Regions from separate parts of the Homo sapiens genome. Here region 2 is linked to region 1. Evidence: chromatin contacts called from ENCODE Hi-C data. All regions are on one chromosome and are shown on one strand. Each heading gives the region's core, a stretch centred on a gene start or an enhancer-like site at or near the end of the contact. The rest is flanking DNA. Distances are from core to core; before and after follow the strand shown.

Region 1 (6,654 bases), core at 2,910-5,409:
TTTAGTAGAGACGGGGTTTCACTGCGTTAGCCAGGATGGTCTCGATCTCCTGACCTCGTGATCCGCCCGCCTCGACTTCCCAAAGTGCTGGGATTACAGGCGTGAGCCGCCGTGCCCGGCCGAAGATACTTTCTTATGACTACTTTAGATTACTTTTTCCAGGTTGCATGCCTCTTTGGTAATGATATTGGGATCTACCAACAATAAGTAGGGTTCCCTCAAGCCGAAGTATCAAGTTCTCAGAATATACTGGTAGATATAAAAGATTTTAATCCCTGTCAAATGTTTTCCAAACACTATATAGACAATATATGTTTTTTGATAAATACACAATGAAATACAAGATCGTTTCGACCATAGCTAAAATTAACTTAAGTTAAAAAATTAAGGCCAGGCTCAGTGGCTCATACCTGTAATCCCAGTACTTCGGGAGGCTGAGGTGGGCGGATCACCTGAGGTCAGGAGTTCGAGACCGGCCTGGCCAACATTGTGATACCCTGTCTCTACTAAAAATACGAAAATTAGCCGGGCGTGGTGGCAGGCACCTGTAATCCCAGCTACAAGGGAGGCTGAGACAGAAGAATCGCTTGAACCCGGGAAGTAGAGGTTGCAGGGAGTGAGCTGAGATCATGCTACTGCACTCCAGCCTGGCTGACAGAGCGAGACTCCATCTAAAAAAAAAAAAAAAGTTAAAAGCCAACATGGAAGAAGTGGCATCGACAGACATTGAAGGACTGTTAGGATTTCAAAAGGTTAGTGATCTTATAATAAAAGGCACCCAGGAAGAGTTAACTGCATGAGGAAAAGTGTGAGAGCGATTGGGGAAACGGAATAATCCATTTTGACCAGATATTGTAATACTGGGAGCAAGGCAAAGAGAGTAAGACCTCTAGAAAGCCTACTGCATTTAGCAATAAGGAATGACTGGTAGTCTAAAAAGACCTGATTCAAATGAGTGACGAGTAATGTTCCCAGGAGTACTTCCTCATTCCATGGGATGTTAACAGGTATTTGGCAGAAAAATGATTCCATGATTAAATATGCTGGGGAAATATTTAATTAAATTAACGCAGTCTATTATTGTACTTCTCTGGACTTTCAGTTTGCAGATATGCATTGCATTGTGGAAAACAATTCTGAACAGCTGTTGATGTTTTAGGGAACCAGTGTTTTATAAATGGAATTTTGAAAATATTCCACTAAATATTTTGCCCTTACTTAGTTTTTACGTTTTCCTGATGAAAGAGATCTGAATATACTTAAAGGTAGAAAAGAAGGATTCAGAAAAAAGAGTGTGACGATTCAGAAGAAAGGAAATACAGTAATTCTTATAAGGATCAAATCTTATTATGTAAAGGGTTGTTTTTCTAAAAGATAAAATATATGGGAATATGCTTATTAGGAATTTTCTAAAAGCTGCATTTAGAGTATGTTACGTTCCATGTAAGGCAGAAGGGAAAATGAAATATACATATATTTGCCTATATTTACATGAAGAAACAGAATGTATAAATCATAAAACAATAAACCTGGTTATCTACAAGGGATTGTTGGGGGTGGAGATGAATGAGGTAGAGGGAATATAGAAGGATGTGACACTTTTGTGTCTACTTTTTTTGTATTGTTTTGACTTTTGAAAGCACTTAATTTAATTAATTTATTTTAAAATATTTATTTATTTATTTATTTTTGAGACAGAGTCTCACTCTGTTGCCCAGGCTGGAGTTCAGTGGCGCCATCCTGGCTCACTGCAACTTTGGCCTCCTGGGTTTAAGCAATTCTCCTGACTCAGCCTCCTGAGTAGCTGGGATTACAGGCACCCACAACCACACCTGGCTAATTTTTTTATTTTTAGTAGAGACGGGGTTTCACCATGTTGGCCAGGTTGGTCTTGAACTTCCTGACCTCAAGTGATCCACCCACCTTGGCCTCCCAAAGTGCTGGGATTACAGGCGTGAATCACCACACCCGGCCCTGTTTCTAATATTGCAGGAAAAGTTATAAGTATTTCAAAATGAATCAGCTTGAAAAACAAAAATCCTAATTCTTTAAAACAAACAACACTGTTTATTCAGCCAATTATAATATGTCGTTGATTTGGCAAAGGTAAACAAAATTAATTTAGAAAAAAAGAAGAAATCTAATTTCTAAGATGACTAGCAAGTCTGAAGCAATCTATTTTCAACTAGGAAATACAAAAGAAACCTACAACTAGTTGTCTTGTTAAATGAGAAGTGATAATTAATGTTTAGAGTCAAAGCACAAACATCCTCCAACTGCTGTTTTCATGGCATGATATCTTTGGCAAGGCTTTTGCTTCCCTCTTAATTGTGCATTATATATTTGGAGCATTTCTTATTGTATTAAACACCTTTTGGGTGCTTCTCACCTATCTTTGAGGTCTTTGGCCTCTTGTTCCAGCCCCAGCTGTGGAGCAACCTGCTGTGCATGAAGTGGGATCAGTTCCACCGGAGAACAACCTGACATCTCTTTGCCTTATGTCCTCTCTGCATATGTTTCACCTTCTGTTCTGTAGAGACTGAGGTGTGAGACCTCAAGGACATGCTTAGTGTCAATATATGTGCAACTTAATCATATGAGAGGAATTTATATCTTCCTGGGTGAAGACTGAGCCAGTCTGGATGGACTGTTCTATGAAGCAGTTTTTTACATGGCCTGTTGGTGAAAGGCACTGTAAGATCAAGGAATCAGTAGTTTTTAATACCAAGAGATGACCAGCTCAGTAATATGTATTCTTGTATCAGCTCTTACATTTCCCCTGCCTCACTCTCCTTTTCCCTCACTCTTGCTTCCTGGGATTGCATCCTATAATAAAGTAGTAGCACGTAAACTTTGTCTCAGGCACTGCTTTCTGGAGAATCCAGATTAAGACAGTTGTTCAATGATTGTTGAAAGGTATGGGAAAATCAAAGATACTTGTTTTGTGTTTTTATTTTGAGGCTTAGCACCCCCTAGTGGAATTTATTTTTCACTTTCATTCATACCGAGAGCCCCCAAAAGGTTTCTTGTGTACCATTAAGTCTTCTCAGGCAGAAATAGGTCTGGCTAAAACACCAGGAGATAAAGAAGGCTGCATATAGATGCCAGAGTCATTACATATCTCTATTAATACCTGGAGGAGTCCGTAACACAATGAAAAAACTAAGACTAACTCAATCCACATCATGTAATGTGAATGAAATATAAGTAAAAAAAAAAAATCAATTCTGATTGTTTTATAGCAATTCATCTGTTGGACTTTCCAGAGAACCTTCATGAGAAAACAGATTTTCTTGAATGTGTCTGATGTTGCTTTTGCCCCATGCAGTCTGTGTTTTTGTGTCAAGCAGGTTGTTACTGGTAGCCCATAGTCTTGACCTCTGCCAGTGCTCGGAGCTCATTTCAAGTACCCCATCTTTATCAATGAGGATTTCATCTTCTTAAATGTCCACCACATTGAGCCTGTTGTTAATCTCAGAAATTGTGTTCAGCTGTAAGAGATAATTTTATGTTGTTTTTGCTGCCCAATATCCATTTATCCTTTTTGTGGCAATGGTAGCTGATTCTTTGTTGGGATATGTAATCCTCCTCCACTTTCATCCATAAACTTTTTTTTTTCTTTTTCTTTTTTTTTTTTTTTTTTTTTTTTTTTTTTTTTTTTTAGACAGGGTCTCGCTCTGTCACCCAGGCTGGAGTGCAATGGTGTGGTCTCGGCTCACTGCAACCTCCTGCTCTCGGGCTCAAGCACTTCTCCTGCCTCAGCCTCCCGAGTAACTGGGATTACAGGTGCCTGCCACTGCGCCCGGCTAATTTTTGTATATATATATTTTTAGTAGAGACGGGATTTCACCATGTTGGCCAGGCTGGTCTCGAACTCCTGACCTCGTGATCCGCCTGCCTTAACCTCCCAAAGTGCTGGGATTACAGGTGTGAGCCACTGCGCCCAGCCCTCATCCATAAACTTCTTTTTGAAAATGCCTTAAGTTCAGGGTCCGGGGTATAATTAGCATATTTCATCACCACAGTGAATAGTTCAGGATTGAGCATATACCCAAATTGAGACTATAAATGCTGAGGATATTTGGTTTTGCATTTTTTTGTTTGACATTTTGAGAAGAGACTTTCCTCTTTCACTGAACTAGTTCTTGTGATGATGTGAGCCTGCTGCCACCGGAAGCCACCTTGCAAAGTCTGAGAATGCAACCAACATAGAGGAAGTAGAACTGAGAAGTGAAGCCAGCTGGACTTCCTGGGCCAAGTGGGGACTTGGAGAACTTTTAAAAAAATTATTATTATTATACTTTAAGTTCTAGAGTACATGTGCACAATGTGCAGATTTGTTACATATGTATACATGTGCCATGTTGGTGTGCTGCACCTATTAACTCGTCATTTACATTAGGTATATCTCCTAATGCTATCCCTTCCCCCTCCCCCCACCCCACAACAGGCCCCGGTGTGTGATGTTCCCCACCCTGTGTCCAAGTGTTCTCATTGTTCAATTCCCACCTATGAGTGAGAACATGCGGTGTTTAGTTTTGTCCTTGTGATAGTTTGCTCAGAATGATGATTTCCAGCTACATCCATGTCCCTACAAAGGACATGAACTCATCCTTTTTTATGGCTGCATAGTATTCCATGGTGTATATGTGCTACATTTTGTTAATCCAGTGTATCATTGATGGACATTTGGGTTGGTAACTTGGAGAACATTCCTGTCTTACAAGAGGATTGTAAAACGCACCAATCAGCACTCTGTAGCTAGAATTGTAAAATGCACCAATCAGCACTCTGTAGCTCGCAAGGGGATTGTAAAATGCATCAATCAGCGCTCTGTAAAAACATACCAAACAGTGTTCTGTAGCTAGCAAGAGGATTGTAAAATGCACCAATCCGTGCTCTGTAGCTAGCAAGAGGATTGTAAAATGCAACAATCAGCACTCTGTAAAATGCACCAATCAACACTCTGTAAAATGCACCGATCAGCAAGATCCTAAAAGTAGCCAAATGCAGGGAGTATTGAAAAAAGGGCACTCTGATAGGACAGAAATGGAACATGGGCGGGGCCAATAAGGGAATAAAAGCTGGTCACCCCAGCCAGCAGCAACAACCTGTTCGGGTCCCCTTCCATGCTGTAGAAGCTTTGTTCTTTCGCTCTTCACAATAAATCTTGCTGCTGCTCACTCTTTGGGTCTGTGTCATCTTTAAGAGCTGTAACACTCACCGTGAAGGTCCGCAACTTCATTCTTGAAGTCAGTGAGACCATGAACCCACCAACAGGAACCAACTCTGGACACAGAACTAAGGAATGGCTCCTGGAGGCATCATTTTATTCCAGAATGAGGCCACTGCTGAAGTCAGCCCTTTTTGTATATTTTACAATTACATTAGCCAATAACTTCCCTTCTTTGTTTAAGCTAGATTGAGTTGGGCTTTTTAATCACTTTCAACTAAAAGATTCCTAACTGGTAAACTGTTCAATTCTGAACTTATAGCCTTGTTCCAACTTGATTCTCTCTTGGTATTTATTATTTTAGTGATTGCAATTATCATCCATCCAGTTGTGCCAACTAGAAATTTAGGAGTTATCTTGACACCTTAATTTTTCAGTTTCCATATCTAATTCACCACTGAATTTTGGATATTTTGTCATTTAATCATATTTTGAAATGATCTAATTTTTATTCCATATCCACACTCTAGTTCAAGATAGCCACATCTCTCACTTGAACTGCTACTACTACTAAAATAATATTACACCTAACCTTCTCTGAGCTCCTCATCCATTCTCCCATCTGTTTTCCATTCTTCATCCAGAGGGATTTTTTTCAAAGTACAAATCTGACCATATAATGTCCCTTTATTCCAGTCCTCCTATTAAAACCCCAAAGTTACTCTTAGAATAATGAAAACTCCTAAGAAAGTTTGACTCTCACCCATCTCCTTCATCTCAGTGACACTAAAGTCTACACTCTAAAGTCACTGAGGGCCACTGCATAAGTTGATTCTTCTGCCCGGAATGATCTTTCTTCCCCTTTTCAGATCTCAACTTTGGGCCATTTTTTTGATTAAACCTCGTCTGGCCTCCATGATTAAGTCAAATAACAGTATTCCAGAATTCATATCACTGTGTGCTTGGTTTGGGATCTATCACAAACTAGGGGTGATATCTGTTTCTTGACTACATTTTTATTCTTTTAACATGAATGAGATAGTTAAGACAGAAACCAGTCAAAAGAATTCACAAAGCATTTTTTCAACTACGAAAAGCAATGTCCAAATGATAATTTATCTGCATTGCTGTCTGTCTGAAAGAGGTCTTGATTCCCAGAGTGGGTGTTGATGGGACAAACGTGGTTGAATGGTAGGAATGCGAAAGAGGCAGGAGGACGTGAATGTGAAAATCGATTGACGTAGAACAGATGAACCAGGCATTCTATTATTTTCTATAACTTGCTGAATGGGAATAGGTTGTGACTGATCTTATTATTAACCCTGGCTTGGAGAAAAATCCTTATAATTTCACTCTAATGTCAAAGTTTGAAGCCTATACAGCCATCCCAGGATAAACTGAACAGATCCTGTGGCAGCTATTGGTGTATGCTGCTGTTATTTTCCTTGAAGTGGGAACACTCTGCAAAGAGAAGAGTCAGT
Region 2 (6,654 bases), core at 1,205-3,704, 150 kb after region 1:
TTTTTAAAGTGTTGTCTGTGTTTTCTTAGAGGCATTCCTGCTCGAAAAGATGTGGTAACTTCATTCCACTGTAAAAAGAAGGAAAATATTTTTAAAAAATTGAAGAAAAATTAAATCTCATATTGATTTGAAGTACATTAGGTAAAGAAAATTCTTTAATTCACATCTGATTATATCATAAAAATTCTTGAAGAATCATTCATCTTATTTGTGCCATATAAAATTTTATATCTGGCCGGGCACGGTGGCTCATGCCTGTAATCCCAGCACTTTGGGAGGCCGATGCGGGTGGATCACCGGAGGTCGGGAGTTCGAGACCAGCCTGACCAATATGGAGAAACTCCGTCTCTACTAAAAATACAAAATTAGCTGGGCATAGTGGTGCATGCCTATAATCCCAGCTACTCAGGAGGCTGAGTCAGGAGAATCACTTGAACCTGGGAGGCGGAGGTTGCGGTGAGCTGAGATTGCACCATTGCACTCTAGCCTTGGCAACAAGAGCAAAACTCAGTCTCAAAAAAAAAAAAATTATATCTTACACTGCTTTCTTTTTATTAATTCTAGTGCTGTAGTAATATTTTTATGTAATAGCTTTTTTATTAGAAGAACTTCATTGGCTGATCTAAGATCCTTATTTAAGATCCTGAGCTTATTTAAGAAATCTGGAAATAAGGAAGAACTACAATCAATAGAGAAAACATTCATCCCTGTTTTTTACCTCAATTAATATTAATGTTGGTAGCACTGTGCTTCACATTCATTATTTCACTTTAATTACCCCAATTCTATGAATAGGTACTATTAATTTCTCATTTTTCACATAAGGAAAATAAAGCAGAGAGATTAATAAAATGACCAAGGTCACACAGCTAAGTGATGAACCTAGGCATTCAAACCCAGGTGTGATTGACTCTAGAAACTGATATTGAGCTGCTCACTCTGTACTGGCCTGAGGACACAGTAATAAAAATGACAGAAAGGGACTCTGTACTAAGGGAGATTACAGAACGGCTTTCCTGAGATGCAGTACAGGGTAGTGGCTTTAAGAACAGGCTCTGGAGTTAGACTAGTAGGGCTGGTTTCCCAGCTCTAGCTCTGCCACTATTGTTTATGACTTTTTGGGCCTATCTTCAATCTCTATGCCTCAATCTCCTTAACCACAAAACAGGGACAAAAGGACCTAACGAATGGGCTTATTGGAATGATAAAATGATGTAATATATGTGAAGTACTAGTAAGCATTCAGTGCATGTTTTCTTTTTCAGCGTGCTTATACTACTTTCATCTAATGGGTTTTAAATAATGTGGCAGGACTACTGATTGAGGTTCCTTCCTGTCCTAAATTCTATCCTTCATATTGGTAAATATAGCCAATAACTTACTAAGTAGCAGAATCCATGTAAGATCGCCATACCAGGAAGATCTGAATTCTAGCTCTGCCACTTGCTGTTGATGTGACTCTAGAGGGCATTTAACGTCTGTGAGCCTCAGTGTGCACCTGATAAAGTAGGGCTAATAATACATGCTCGTCTGAAGGGCATTCCTAAGAGGAAAATGCTTGTTATTCTGCAGATCACAACACACTTTAAAAAACAGCATCCTCCTGGGAAACCCCTTAAGGCAAGCATGTATTAGTAACCTTTACCAATGTGGAAACAGGCTCACAGAAGGTAGGGGACTCACCTAACGTCACATAACCAGCACCACAGTATCCTATAGAACCGAAGACCCAACTGCACAAAACGCGTTAGGAGTGCTGTACGTGCAATTCAGGGACCACCAGCAGTGGTTACTGATGGGTACTCAGAAATACCGTTTTGAAACAGGCAGCTGTTATCCTAGTGCTATTCGGCCGATACATCCTGCGTTAAATTCTATGGGTTCAATAAACAAAATTGCCACATTCGGGCTTGCCCCCCACCTAACCCTACAAAGCTTTGGACCTCATTCCCAATTGTTCCCTAATTCTGAGGCGGGTAGAAAATCAGGCGAGGTGAGCGGCCAAATCGGAATATTCTAAGACGCCCCCACGGGACGCCGGCCACACCAGGCACAGGAGTCGCTCCTCATAGCGAGTCTGGTGCGGCCTACGCGCGGCGCTTCCTTTCGGACCTGAGGCCCAGACCCTCAAAATAGAGGGAGCGGTGAGTCTGGCAAGGGTTGCATACCCGCTACTTCTCCTCGCCAGCCTTTTCACTGAACCTAGGGATCCTGGGACTCATCCCTCCGACCGAGGTAAAACTGCGAACGGTCGAGGTAAAACTGCGAACAGTGGTGACTGCCGTCAGCCCGCTGACCGGTCCCGTCTATCCGAGCTGTCTTACCAGCTTGGTGGCCCGATAAGGCCCGGGAGGCACACCCTGACTCTCCATAGGTCTGTCAGCGCCCGGTGGCGTCCATGGCGGCGAAGGCGACACTCAGGCCCAGCGGCCGCGGCAGTGGCGAGTCTCGGCACAACCGTTGGCCCCGCCGCCGATTTGAATAGCATAGAGGGCTGCGCGGATTGGCCGCGCCGCGGGTCACGTGACGCCACAGCCAGGCTCGGGAAGGAGTCGGCGAGGGCCGCTCGGCTGCGTCCTGGGGCTCCAGTAGCTGGCGCGGGCTGGGGTGGGCTGGGCTGGCCTGGGACCGCCTCGATGGGACAGGCTCGGGTTTCCCTGGCGCTGTTTCTCCCTCCTGCGGTCTACGGCGAGGCGGAGTCACAGAGTCCTGTTTTCGTGCTCAGAGGGGATGAGCTCTTTAGTTCCAAACGAAATTATTTGGAGTCCAGCCTTTGGTTTAAGGGAATTTGAAATTTGAAAAGACAAGAAAATACGGTTTTTCTGCCTGGCCCTACAGGATCTTCAGCAGTTAGCTTAGAAGGCAAAGCAACCTGATGGATATGTGTCGCAGTTTCTCTCTCTGCTGCCTATCCTCTCTCTCAGCAGGTGCCATGATTCTCTGAAGTGCTAAAATCTAGGTTCAGAACCCCCTAATTGTGCAGTAAAATGGATCATTCAGAACCCCCCAGTTGGGTAATAAAATGGATTATAGGTAGTCTTTCTTAAGTACATACAATGTGGGGCTTGGGAAAGGTTGTGTACAACTTGTCAAATTGCTTCCCTTAAACTCTACCACTGTATAAGAATGTTGGTTATGTTTGGATCGTGATTATACACTTAAAATTTCACTAGGATCTTAGAAAATAAATCTTCAACAGAAGTCAATTTTCAAATGACAAAAACTACATTCCGAGAGTTGAAGAGACTTACTCAGTCTTAGGTCTCCTTGGCAAAGCACAGACTTCATGCTTTTAATAAATACCCTGTCACCAGTCTGAAACTATCTGATGCTAAGAATCCCTTAGTAAAGTGGGAGATTGCTTGAGTGATTTGAAGCTGTGGAAGAATTCACTTGGAAATTAAATAGCAGTTTAAGAGGATAGGATGCAGTAAAAAGAAGAGATAAAGAAAAATGTTCAGGGAGTGGTAGTGTAGGTCTGTGGAGTTTTCCTTAATTTGGGCAGAAGCACATCTATTTTCTACCAGGACCAGTGGGTAGGAATTTTCAAAAACATACTTGGTAAACAGGAACAATCTACTCAATTTTCCACTTATGTTAAGGAAAAGTAAAATGATTGATGTTACAAAATAATGTTAACTGTTTCTTACCTGGCTTTATGATACATTGTCCCAGGATTTTCGTTTTTCTTTTCTTTTTCCTTTCAGAAGGAAATGGAGATGAGACTGTGGAAGCCAAAATTTATTTTTGCCCAGCTCCCCAAGTTGAAAATCATCTCACATACAGCCTTTGATATAGGTAGCCACAGCTTAATAGTACCTTAATAATCCACTGTGGCTGTGGATTCACTCTGCACCATCCACTTTCACATTTATAGTGTCTTTAGATGATAAAATATTTAAAAGTTAGGTTTTTGTTAAATGTGAGTGGTCTGAGTTTCTTTAAGGTAACTTTACATACCTTTGCTCTTAACAATTATTCATTGATTGCATAGTTTAAATCTTGGAAGTCATTTTATTTCCTCTCATTACCAATTCTGCGAGAGTCACTTTATCATCCTTTTCCTAATTCTCCTACATTAGAATTTCTCAGAGTGGGTTAAAAACTACATGTTTTAGAATTTCCTGCAATACCTGTTAAAATGCTGATTCCTGGGATTCCCCAAATCCTGATTGGGGTGTATGTATATATGTGTATGTATGTGTGTGTGTGTGTGTTTGTCATGGGAGGGAGAGTACAGGGTAAATGTGTAGGGTTGGAGGAGGCTGTATCTCTGAAGACTGTGCAGCTGAGATGCTGTAATGCCCATGAACTGCCTAGCTGTGGACTTATATATGAAAGAAATATGAGCCTCTGTTAATTTACTCTTCTAGCTGAACCTAACCTAATCTACTCATTGTGATACAATGAGTATCACAAAAGAAAATGAGCTCTCTTCTTTTGTCTGCCACCATGTGAGATGTGCCTTTCACCTTCTGCCATGATCGTGAGGCGTCCCAAGCCACACAGAACTTAATTCAGGTAGCTGGAGAGATAATGGTGGATGGGAGGCAGGACTAGATTGCAGCTCCCACTTGGATGGAAAGAGCAGAATGTGGAGGCTTGCACTGTGAACTTTTGCTCCAGAATGACTGCAGGAATAAATCAGGAAAGCTGAGAGAATTGATAGACCATCTGAAGGAAGTGGATTGCTCCTGCAGGACCCGGAAGACACCCCAAATACTGTGCTGGCTGGTATCCATGACTGAGAGACCCACAGACAGTTCACATCACACGACTCTGTGCAGACAACCCCCAGTACCAGCCCAGAGCCTGGTAGACTTGCTGGGTGGCTAGATCCAGAGGAGATAACAATCACTACATCTTGGCTCTCAGGAAGCCACATCCCTAGGAAAAGGGGGAAACCACTACATCAAGGGAACACTCCATGGGACAAAAGAATCTGAACCACAGCCTTGAGCCCTAGGCCTTTCCTATGACAGAGCCTACCCAAATGAGAAGGAATCAGAAAACCAACTCTGGTAATATGACAAAGTTCTTTAACACCCCCCAAAAATCACACTAGCTCACCAGCAATGGATCCAAAACAAGAAGAAATCCCTGATTAACCTAAAAAAGAGTTCAGAAGTTTCATTATTAAGTTAATCAGGGCGATCCAGAGAAAGGCAAAGCACAATTTAAGGAAATCCAAAAAATGATACAAGAAATGAGGGGAGAAATTTCCAATGAGATAGATAGCATAATTAAAAAACAATAAAAACTTCAGGAAACCATGGACGCACTTATAGAAATGCAAAATGCTCTGGAAAGTCTCAGCAATAGAATTGAACAAGCAGATGAAAGAACTTCAGAGCTCAAAGACAAGGTTTTTGAATTAACCCAATCCGACTAAGACAAAAAAAAAAAAAAAGAATAAGAAAGTATGAACAAAGCCTCCAAGAAGTCTGGGATTATGTTAAATAACCAAATCTAAGTATAATTGGCATTTTTGAGGAAGAAGAGAAATCTAAAAGTTTGGAAAACATATTTGGGGGGATAATCGAGGGAAACTTCCCTGGCCTTGCTAGAGACCTAGACATCCAAATACAGGAAACTCACAGAACACCTGGGAAATTCATCACAAAAAGATCATCACCTAGTCACATTATCGTCAGATTATCTAAAGTTAAGATGAAAGAAAGAATCTTAAGAGCTGTGAGACAAAAGACCAGGTAACCTGTAAAGAAAAACCTATTGGATTAACAGCAGATTTCTCAGCAGAAACCCTGTAAGCTAGAAGGGATTGGGGCCCTATATTCGGCCTCCTCAAACGATTGGGGTCCTATATTCAGCCTCCTCAAACAAAACAATTAGCCAAGAATTTTGTATCCAGTGAAACTAAGCTTCATAAATGAAGGAAAGATATAGTCTTTTTCAGACAATCAAATGCTGAGAGAATTTGTCACTACCAAGCCAGCACTATAAGAACTGCTAAAAAGACCTCTAAACCTTGAAACAAATCCTGGAAACACATCAAAACAGAACCTGTTTAAAGCATAAATCTCACAGGACCTATAAAACAAAAATACAATTGAAAAAAAACCCAGAAAACTAAGGTATACAGGCAACGAATAGCATGATAAATGGAATGGAACCTCACATCTCAATACTAATGTCGAATGTAAATGGCCTAAATGCTCCACTGAAAAAATACGGAATTGCAGAATGGATAAGAATTCACCAACGAACTACTTGCTGCCTTCAAGAGACTAACCTAACACATAAGGACTCACATAAACTTAAGGTAAAGGGGTGGAAAAAGTCATTCCATGCAAATGGACACAAAACATGAGCAGGAGTAGCTATTCTTATATCAGTCAAAATAAACTTTAAAGCAACAGCAGTTAAAAAAGATGAAGAGGGACATTATATAATGATAAAAGGCCTTGTCCAACAAGAAAATATCAGAATCCTAAGTATATATGCACCTAACACTGAAGCCCCCAAATTTATAAAACAATTACTGCTAGACCTAAGAAATGAGATAGAAAGCAACACAATAATAGTGGGGGACTTCAATACTCCTCTGACAGCACTAGACAGGTTATCAAGACAGAAAGTCAACAAAGAAACAATGGATTTAAACTATACCCTGGGACAAATGGACTTAACAAA

What was found. Hi-C counts contacts between places; a loop is a spot of excess contacts on that map. Pooled maps may share reads with other maps.
Region 2: a map with no recorded cell type shows a loop between it and region 1 (5-fold over the local background). The contact joins the promoter of DEPDC1 here to the enhancer-like site in region 1. A Hi-C loop is called at or near these places in 2 of 37 single-sample maps with no recorded cell type and 5 of 50 pooled maps.

Annotation. Positions count from the first base shown.
Region 1 is chr1:68,343,417-68,350,070 of GRCh38, forward strand. No RefSeq gene overlaps it. Among named protein-coding and RNA genes, the nearest start is that of RPE65, 100 kb to the right of the region's middle. Within about 2 kb of position 4,160, at least 3 of the 41 ENCODE cell types and tissues checked have a DNase peak (open chromatin) inside an H3K27ac peak, as active enhancers do.
Region 2 is chr1:68,494,628-68,501,281 of GRCh38, forward strand. DEPDC1 (DEP domain containing 1) reads right to left here and starts at 2,455. Exons shown (of 12, transcript NM_001114120.3): 1 at 2,325-2,455; 2 at 1-68. The coding sequence starts at 2,372. It overlaps DEPDC1-AS1 (DEPDC1 antisense RNA 1), which reads left to right and starts at 2,049. Exons shown (of 3, transcript NR_110671.1): 1 at 2,049-2,144. RefSeq lists enhancers at 2,136-2,185, 2,296-2,355.